2 separate regions of the Homo sapiens genome follow, and region 1 is linked to region 2. The links are chromatin loops, found by intact Hi-C in ENCODE. Cell type or tissue: heart left ventricle. All regions are shown on one strand. Region 1 overlaps TTC28 (tetratricopeptide repeat domain 28). Region 2 overlaps TTC28-AS1 (TTC28 antisense RNA 1).

What was found. Hi-C counts contacts between places; a loop is a spot of excess contacts. Peaks named below come from ENCODE experiments on the same cell type or tissue, not always from the same donor. Only the 100,000 strongest peaks of a DNase experiment are listed, where the experiment ranks them.
Region 1: a loop joins it to region 2, with 1.9 times the contacts of the local background. A loop is called at or near these places in 10 of 110 quality-filtered maps.

What each region holds. Positions count from the first base shown.
Region 1 is chr22:27,987,801-27,992,800 of GRCh38, reverse strand. It overlaps TTC28 (tetratricopeptide repeat domain 28), which reads left to right. Exons shown (of 23, transcript NM_001145418.2): 19 at 138-214; 20 at 1,989-2,012; 21 at 2,794-2,923. The region is part of intron 2 of TTC28-AS1 (TTC28 antisense RNA 1); the gene reads right to left. Among named protein-coding and RNA genes, the nearest start is that of MIR3199-1, 70 kb to the right of the region's middle. In heart left ventricle, a CTCF peak has its summit at 1,646; DNase peaks (open chromatin) are centred at 1,740 and 2,150; H3K4me3 peaks cover 273 bases; H3K27ac peaks cover 1,130 bases.
Region 2 is chr22:27,935,486-27,940,485 of GRCh38, reverse strand. All of the region lies in intron 2 of TTC28-AS1 (TTC28 antisense RNA 1), which reads right to left. Among named protein-coding and RNA genes, the nearest start is that of MIR3199-1, 17 kb to the right of the region's middle. In heart left ventricle, a CTCF peak has its summit at 2,823 (motif pointing right); no DNase peak of the experiment used is centred here.

The DNA of each region.
Region 1 (5,000 bases), 52 kb before region 2:
ACACATGTCTAGCTGTGCTGAGCTTCTGAAAAATGCCACCGATGCCAAGGATTTAGGGTTCTTTCCCCTGGGAAGGTGGCAGGCTTTTGGGTGCAGAGGCCCTTCTGAATAACTTCTACCCTTTTTTCTTGGTTTAGGTCTGCCCAATCCTGCCCTCCAAGCCCTTTGCAAACTCATCACTGCCTCCGAGACGGGCGAGCAGCTCATCAGCCGGGTAAGTCGAGCCTGGAGGGCTGAGCCAGGGCCTGAGGCCCATGCTGATTTGGAAAGGCAGAGCAACTTGGCCCTAAATAGGAACCTGTAAGTGAATGCAGTCTCACCGCCTTTGTGATTCAAAGGAGAAGGTGAGGGCCGGGAGTAAGAGAATAGCCCTGCCTGGCAAGTGCTGTTTACCTGCTGTTTCCATCTGCGATGCCAAGGCATCCGTGCCAGCGGCACTGCCCCTTACCGGCATGATGGGAGGTCGTACCAGCAGACACTGGCTGCTATTGGCATTGTCATGGGCAGCTGTGGCCCTGATGAAGCTGTGCGGCCAACCCCAGGGTGAAGCTGGGTGCTTGACTCAGAGGGGCACAGAGGGGCAGGTTTGCATAGTGTTCTCATATGTGCTGAGCATCCAGGGCCTTCAGAGGATGCTTATGGGGCCCCTGTCACCTGTGGTCTCAGGGCATTTCCTGAAATCTCCACTCGGTGGTCTCCTGAACCTTGTCCTCCTCACCACCCACTTTTTCAGCTGATTGACGAGTGTTACAGCCACCCTCCCCAAGCCACCAGGTGTGGGGCCAGCCCACCAGGATGGCTGCAGGTGTTCCCACGCTTCTTTGATCAAAGTACTTAACCATGCCTGAAACAAGATAGTCACCAAGGCAAAGCAGTGAACCCAGGAGCAACTCTCATGCAAGACACTGCTTAGCAGATGTGCTTTCTTTTAGGAAAATACAGATCTAGTTCAGGAGTTCGGCGGGTTCCAGTTCTTAGCATCATGTAGGTCCTTTGCAGCTTGGCCTGGGAGCTTCTCAGTACCCATGCTGCACCACTGCGTTCTGGCCAGTGAGGGTCTGGACCAAGCCCCTGGGGGGACAGCTGTGGGAGCACTTCTGGAGGCTGGAGCAGCCCTTGAAGAGCACAGAGTTGCTTTTCTGGCCATTTTGGAGTGTAACAATTTGAAAAAGTAATATATGTTGTTATTAGAGATATTTGCCAGCAAATTTCACTGAAGTGGAAATATTTCTATGGAGAAATAAAGCTGCTCCATCTACTATTAGCCTCTGAAACACACTGAGTGCTACCTAGGGCTGTTTCCACCTGGATTTGGAACTTAGAACCAACAGTGACCTGTCCCCTTGGCTGAGTCCCTGCTCATTTTGTAATAAGTGTATTAACGCCTGCTCGTTGAATAGCATCAGGAAGACACTTCCAGAACACTGCATATTAAAGCATCCTGAACCCAGGCGGTCTAGAGGTCTGTGTTCTACAAAATCTGAAAGCCAAAATTATACTCCATTTGCAAGGCTGTGCTGAGAGGCCAAAAAGCCAGTTGCTTAATTTCTTGCTTTTGATGGGAGCACAGGGACTTTCTGCCTGATACGCTGTTGGGCCCTAGGGACATGTCCCGAGGCTGCCCCCAGTGGTGGCAGCTGGTGGACCTTTCCTGGCTCACTCAGGAACCAGGGACTTTGGTTTCCTGAGCTGGCTACAAACGCCCGCTGTGCTCTTTCCCTCCCGAGCCTCTACTGGCTGGGAAGGGAGGCCTGGCTGATGCTGCCCCTGAGCCCCTGGATCCGCACGCGGCTGGCCTGGGTGTGGCTGTCCGTTCTCCTGTGTGTCCCCTGCTGACTCTTGCTCCTCTCCCCTCCCAGTCAGAGCCGCGGGCCTGGTGTGGCGCTTCCTAAACAGTGATCAGCTCATGTTGCATAACAGCCTGTGCTTGAGTCTAAACTCTCTTCTTTCTCTCTTTCTTTCTTTTTCTTATAATCTGCTGGCCGAAGGCTGTTAAAAATATGGTTGGAATGGTGAGTACTACTTTAAGTAGCAACTGTTGTCAGGTGAGCCCCTCAACCCACCCACCCCCGAGTTCCCCTGGGCAGGCTCTGAGCTCGGGGTGCACGTGCTGTCAAACGGAGCCACACGGGCTGCGGCGCCCCCGCGGGTGCGCACTGCTGCTGGACTGGCGGCCCGTCCCCTTCTCTGCTCTGCCTCCCCTCTTCCTGCTCCGCCCTTCTTGCGTCCTTGATTTGACCTCCTGAGGTCCACCAGACAGCAGGGGCAGAACCAGCTTTCAGTGAGTGTCACTCTGTGAACCCACACACAGACCCCTGAGGAGAGGCCACAGACCCTGAAATCTGAAAGGAAATGGACACTTGAGTGGGTAATTCCTCGAGCTGTGAGGCTCTAAGATGTAACCGGGTTCCACTTCGCCATCCACCTCAAGGTCCTAAAGATGACTTAAGAAAGTGGGAGGTGGCCGGTCCCCTAACTCACCCCTTCTACTCTCCATGGCCTCTCCTGTGAGGCTCTCCCACGCCTGAGGGAAGACACAAGGCTGGAAGCAGAACCCGGCCCCGGCCCCAGGAGGCCACACAGCCTCTTGCCCCAATGCCCCATGAGCTTCCCACAGAGAGGACAGCAGGACAGTAGGTATGAATGCACCTGAAAAAGAATCTCAAATGCTACACTCATGAGAGGGTCATTAGCGATGCCAGTGACAGGTGACATAAGAATAATGGGTCGAGTCTTGAGGTGGGCTGGAGGGGAAGGAGACACAGGGTGCTCACGCTGTCCCCCCTTCCTCAGCTCCACCAGGTGCTGGTTCAGCTCCAGGCTGGCGAGAAGGAGCAGGACTTGGCATCAGCTCCCATTCAGGTCTCCATCAGCGTCCAGCTGTGGCGGCTCCCGGGATGCCACGAGTTCCTGGCAGCTCTAGGTAGGCAGAGAATCCTTGACTTAAATGGGTTCTTGAATTCCATCTTTTAAATCTCTGTTTTTCCTCCTGGTTTCTGTTGGGCAAAGTATCTCAGTGTCTTCTTAAAATATTATCTTAAAACAGTTAACTCAGGCTGGGTACAGTGGCTCACGCATGTAATCCTAGCACTTTGGGAGGCTGAGGGGGAGGAACACTTGAAGCCAGGTGTTTGAGTCCAGCCTGGGCAACACAGGGAGACCCCATCTCTACAAAAATTAAAAAAAATTAGCCGGGCATGGTGGTGCATGCCTGTAGTCTCAGTTACTCAGGAGGACTGAGGCAGAGGATCTCTCTTTTTCTTCCAAAAAAAAATTAACTTAGATTCCAGTGGTTTAGCAGGATTCCCAAATGGTACAAATGGCTTTGTGCCATTTCCTCTGCACTGTGATTTCATCTCTGTCATTTGTGCCCATTACCTTAACATGAACCTGCTAGACTCTAGTATTATTGGAGGTCAAGTGTTATTAGGAGCTAAAGAAAACTAAAATTAGAGTCATAAGATGATAATGGTTTCAGTGTTGTCCTCTGTCAACGGGTACTCAAAACTGGCAGGAAAACAGTACTATTGAAACCACCTCTGAGAGACCATGGGTACCTAGGACTGCACATAGCAGGGGCCTCAGTCAGTGCAGGACACTCGATTTCCCTTTTTTACCATTTGTAACGTGCAGGTGTGACTCCTGACATATTGCTGTGTACCTGTAATGGTGCATCTGTTGATAGAACACAAGAGGCTGTGAGCCACTCCCCTCCTGCCCCACTTAGGGGCCCAGTGACTGGCTCGGGAACCATTCACTCCACAGGTTTCTTTTGAACACCTGTTATGTGTCAGGCAATGTTCCAGGCACTGGAGATGCAGCAGTGAGCAAAAGACTAAATTCCTACCATCCTAGAGCTTGCACTCTACTGGGAGAACACGAACAAACCTAATACAGTGTCTAAGGGACGCCTTAGGAAGCCAGGGAGCACCATGGCAGGCAGAAGCAGATGGGTGGGAGCAGGGCCAGGACAGGCCCACAGAGACTGGGATGTTTGCAGGAGAAAGTGCCAGGCCGAGGGAACAGCCACGGAGGGGTCGGGGCGGGGTAGGGGGCAGGGCAGATCTGTGGGCTGTGATGCCAGGGAAGGCCTTTGGATTTTAAACTGAGAGAAGTGGACACCCTTGAGAAGATGGCACTGTCTGACCTCACTGTTACATGGATGAGCTGTCAGACATGGCCCGACAGAGAATCCTTAAAAATGCTTCTTTCCTGCCGGGTGCGGTGGCTCACTCCTGTAATCCCAGCACTTTGGGAGGCTGAGGTGGGTGGATCACCTGAGGTTGGGAGTTTGAGACCAGCCTGACCAACGTGGAGAAACCCCGTCTCTACTAAAAATACAAAAATTAGCCAGGCATGGAGGCGCATGCCTGTAGTCCCAGCTACTCAGGAGGCTGAGGCAGGAGAATCATTTGAACCCAGGAGGCGGAGGTTGCTGTGAGCCGAGATCGCGCCACTGTACTCCAGCCTGGGCGACAAGAGCAAAAAGCTCTGTCTCAAAAAAAAAAAAAAAAAAAAAGCAAGCTTCTTCTCGCTCGGGGTCCCACTGTCTAACCTGTTTTGTGGGTGACCTTCCCCGACCACCTCAGCTCAAGGCTGGCTCCTTGTGTTTTCAGACACGTCGTGTATTGTGAAGGTAAAGTGGGGAGCTACAGTGCCTCACAGGGGTTCTGAATCCCCTTGGATTAGAAGCTTGGCATCCTTTACAGGTTGCATTACTTGGTTTTTTATTTTTTTTTAACTTTTTTTGTAGAGATTGGGTTTCACCATTTTGCCCAAGATGGTCTTTTTAAACTCCTGGGTTCAAGCAACCCTCCCACACAGCCTCCCAAAGTGCTGGGATTCAGGTGTGAGCCACTGCTCCTGGCCTACATGCTTTTCTTCTGTGGGTTTAAAGCATCATTTTCCTGGTGTAAACATAGTAAATTTCTATGTAGGCAGCAGCAGATGGACGCTAGACTGAGAAGGGCTGGGTTCCCATCCGGGATGCTTCTCTTGTC
Region 2 (5,000 bases):
GTGAATATAAACTTGTATTACATTTCTACAATTTCTACAATACTGCATGTATTAATTGTAGAAATAAGCCCACAATAAATGAAAGACAATCAATTAAAAGAATATCAGAATGTATTAAAAAAGCCTAGAAAGTCAATGTTAACCATACAATCTGCCTATAACCTGTTAACAGGAGCCACACTTAGAACATAAGGTAAAGTTGAAAGTTAGTAATACCTATAGAAGAAATTATATGATGTTTTGAATTTGCGTTAAAATACCCCCCAGAAGAAATAAACTAGGAGGGAGAATAAATGAGAATGCCAAATTCATACCTGTTAAAGATAGATGATGGACACACGGGAATTCATTACACTCTTCTAGTTTTGCATATGGTAACATTGTTTTTATAATAAACGAGTTTAAAAAGGCGAAGAAAAAAGATATCCCAGGAGAATTCTGACCCAAAATAACTTGGTACAGCTCCCTGAATATCAGACATAAGACAAAAACATATCTTGAGAGGCATGGCATCTAAGATCAATTAACCTGAAACATATGAAAGTTCTACTTTTTACACACTAATAGCACAGTCTTGAAAATATATGGCAAAAAAATAGAACAAGAATAAAAACCACATGAGTCACTGTACTGAGAAATTTTAACACATCTCTTTCAGTTACTGTTGTATCAAGTATATACACACACAAAATCACTAAGAAGGTAGAGTATTCAAACACAATAAACTTGACCTAGCAGTTATAGATGGAGTACTGCATTCAAAAATGAGAGAAAACAGATTTTTTCAAAAATAGGAATATTTATAAAAATATCACAGAGAACCTGGAAAAAATTGATATATGTCAAGTTAGTATATTATGTCAGAGGATAGACTGTTCAATAAGTAGTGCTAAGACTATTTGTTATATGTGTGGGGGAAAAAACACAAAAAGTAAATCCAGATAAAGACCCAAATATAAAATGTGAAACTTAAAACTTTTAGAATATGGAATATCTTTATGACCTCAGGACAGAGACATGTGTTACTTTTGTTTGCTTTTGAGAGTCTTGCTCTGTCACCCAGGCTGGAGTGCAGTGGCGTGATCTCGGCTCACTGCACCCTCTGCCTCCTGGGTTCAAATGACTCTTGGGCCTCAGCCTCCCAAGTAGCTGGGATTACAGGCACGCACCATGATGCCTGGCTAATTTTTATATTTTTAGTAGAGATGGGGTTTCGCCATTTTGGCCAGGGAGGTCTCAAACTCCTGGCCTCAAGCAATCTGCCTGCCTTGGCCTCCCAAAGTACTGGGATTACAGGTGTGAGCCACCACGCCCAGCCAGGGACATGTATTAATTTTGAAATGATAGCTTAATCTAAAATAATTCAGGATTGTGAAACTTGCAGGAGGGGGAAGGAAATGGGAGAGAGAGATGCAATCAGGTAGGTAAGCATGGGGGCTTCACTTTTACTGGAAATGTTTTATTTCTTAGCTATAATGCATACAGATGTTCATTATATTAGTCTTTTACCTCTTATGTCAGAAGTACTTCCTCCTCCCCACCCCCAAAACAGGGTCTTGCTCTGTCACCTGGCCTGGAGTGCAGTGGTGCGATCATTGCTCACTGCAGTCTCCTACTCCTGGGCAAACGTGACCCTCCTGCCTCAACCTCTTCAGTAGCTGGATTACAGGTGTGTGCTACCATGACCAGCTAATTTTATTCTTATTTTTTGTAGAGACAGGGTCTCACTATGTTGGCCAGGCTGGCCTTGAAGTCCTGGCTTCAAGCAACTCTTCCACCGTGGCCTCCCAAAGTGTTGGAATTACAGGCATGAGCCACTGTGTGGGGCCAGAATTCTTAAATGTGAATAAAAAGAGACAGAACAAACACTCATCTCTACTACTGCAATATATGACAACAGTTCATTCATGAGATTAAGGATTAGGGTGAAATGGATTAGATGGTATCCATGCAAACAGAAAAGAAAGGTATATGAGAAACTCAACAAAGAAAATCCTAGTTAGAGGGAAGAGGAAGTGGGAGTAATTAACATCTCTTCAGATATGGAAAATACACCAGACATGGTGGCTCACACCTCTAATCCTAGCACTTTGGGAGGCCGAGGCCGGCAGATCACCTAAGGCCAGGAGTTTGAGACTGGCCTGGCCAACATGGTGAAACCCCATCTCTACTAAAAACACAAAAATTAGCTTGGTGTGGTGGCACACATCTGTAGTCTCAGCTACCTGGGAGGCTGAGGCAGGAGAATCGCTTGAACCTGGGATTCAGTGACCCTGTTGCAGTGACCCTGTCTCCAAAAAAAAAAATAAATAAATAAAAAGATATGGAACATAAGACAATGAGTAGAAAACTAGCTTTTGTATGGTGCCTATATATGCTATATGTGCGGTTTTTTTTTTTTTTTTTGAGACAAGGTCTCACTCTGTCACCCAGGCTGGAGTGCAGTGGCATTATCTAGGCTCACTGCAATCTCTGCCTCCCGGGTTCAAGCAATTTCTCGTGCCTCAGCCTCCCAAGTAGCTGGGACTACAGGCATGTGCCACCACACCTGGCTAATTTTGTTTGCATTTTTTAGTAGAGATGGGGTTTCACCATGTTGACTAGGCTAGTCTCAAACTCCTGCCCTCAAGTGATCCACCCGCCTTGGCCTCCCAAGGTAATGGGAATATGCTTTAAATAATTTAATCTTTAAAGTATATATTATTACTATATCAAAGATAGGTCTCAGATACTATAAATGGTGCAGCCAGTTTTCCTGGCTCCAAAGCCAATATTCTTCCCAGTACTGTGTAACATGTGGGTATTAATAGACATAGCCAAGAGGGGGAGCTGGTACAGATGCATATATGAGGATGATCACCAGTCTTTAAAAGATGTGTACATACAACAAAAATGACATGGTCTTTGAGTCCAGTCCAGGTAAGCCTGACCTAGATCTAGCCACAGAAGCAGCATCAACCATACAGCCACAAGATCACGGAGGTTATTCATCTCAGCATAGTCCTCCAGGAAAAATAAAAATAAAAAACCATCTCAAGCTTCTATTCTCTAAGCATCACTTGTCCCTCTTTGTAAAGTACTACCTGAATCTCACAATACTGCCACATTCTACCATAAAATATGAGATGTGGAAAATTCAACATCCATTTCAAAAATAAATAAAAATTTCCTTCAACACATACTGAGTGATCTGCATCCTTTGTGGATTAAAGTGTCATCAGCACCTAGAATACACGAGGGCTTCTATAAATGTTTCCTGAATGAAAAAAAGAAAACCTAAATGCATGGATGTAAAACATTACAGCTGATCTCTCTGCCTTCACTCCAGCTTGCTAAGATCCCTCAGGCTATTTATTCTAAGTGGCACTGCTCTTCCAAGTTGGGAAAACCTAAAGCGATTATTTCCTACACCCTTTACAGCTTTAAAACTTCTATGATTTTAAGTTAGTATGTCTCAAAGCACACAAATAAATAATTTAGCTACAAAAATTCTGGTCCTTTAAATTATGGAAAATAATGAAGCTGAGCGTTTATAGAATTTTGTGGAAGAGAACTGTAAGGAGGATGGGGAATGGAGAAATCCAAGATTGTGGTTCTTTAGAAGGGACTAGGATTCTCAGTGTTGGGGAAAGAAGGTGAAGATATAAAAGAGGTTGAGTAAAAAACTATGAGGTCTTAGACTTCAGTTAGAAGTCAGTATAAAGTCATAAGGTACTTCATCTTTAAAAAGGCTATTTTTGTATACTTTATAATTTTTATGCTTAGTCTATTTGTACATAATACCTATTTATAACAAAATATGTTAAGTCACATATTTAGATGATACATAAATTTTATAGTTGACTCTTAGACAACTCTAGGAATAGGGGTGCCAGCCCCTGTGCAGTCAAAAATCCATTTGTTAATATTACTTTTGACTCTCTGCAAACTTAGCTATTAACAGCCTACTGCTGACCAGAATCCTTACTGATAACTAACATATATTTTACTGTATTCTTATGCTGTATTATGTACTGTATTCTTACAATAAAGTTAGGCACAGAAAATATTAGTAATGTATTTACTGATACCATGTTTATGTCACAAAATGAAGTATATGTCTGAAATGGTGGGCAACTACAGTTGCAGAGCTCAATCTACAGTACACATCAAGCAATACACCTTTTTCTTATAATGTCATGACTTTTTCCTGCTTCTTGGGAACCCTTCCAGCATCACTAGTGGTACTTTGCAATGTGTTACTCAAAGTTTACAGTATTACACCAAATACAATAAAAAAAATACTAGAGAACCACAAGGCATAACTTTTTACTATGATATGCAATTTACCGGGACACACTGCTCACATGGAGATGATTAGCATTACATTTTAAAGATACAACACTTGAGCTCACACCAATAAAGATAAGAGGTAGCTACAAAATTGTTACAGTAGCACAGTATGTACTACAGCTAACTTTAGGCAGTTATGATTTATTACTGCATCTTTGTTTACATTTCTCTCAACTGCAAATGGCATCATGTATGATCTGTGTTTGTGTGTATAAATTTCAATACATGTTAGCTTTCTATGATAGATTTGTGTATATCTTATGGCAGTAATGATACAATGGACTAATATCCACATTTTATGCATTATGACGTACTAAACTTCTTAATTTTTTCAATATTTCTAGACTACACAGTCTGCAAGTTTTTTTTTTTTTTGAGACGGAGTTTTGCTCTGTTGCCCAGGCTGGAGTGCAGTGGTGTGATCTCGGCTCACTGCAAGCTCCGCCTCCCAGGTTCACGCCATTCTCCTGCCTCAGCCTCCCAAGTAGCTGGGACCACAGGCGTGTGCCACCACACCTAATTTTTTTGTATTTTTAGTAGAGATGGGGTTTCACCATGTTAGCCAGGATGGTCTCGATCTCCTGACCTCGTGATCCACCTGCCTCGGCCCCCCAGAGTGCTGGGATTACAGGCGTGAGCCACCACGCCCGGCCAAGTGTTTTTTTTTT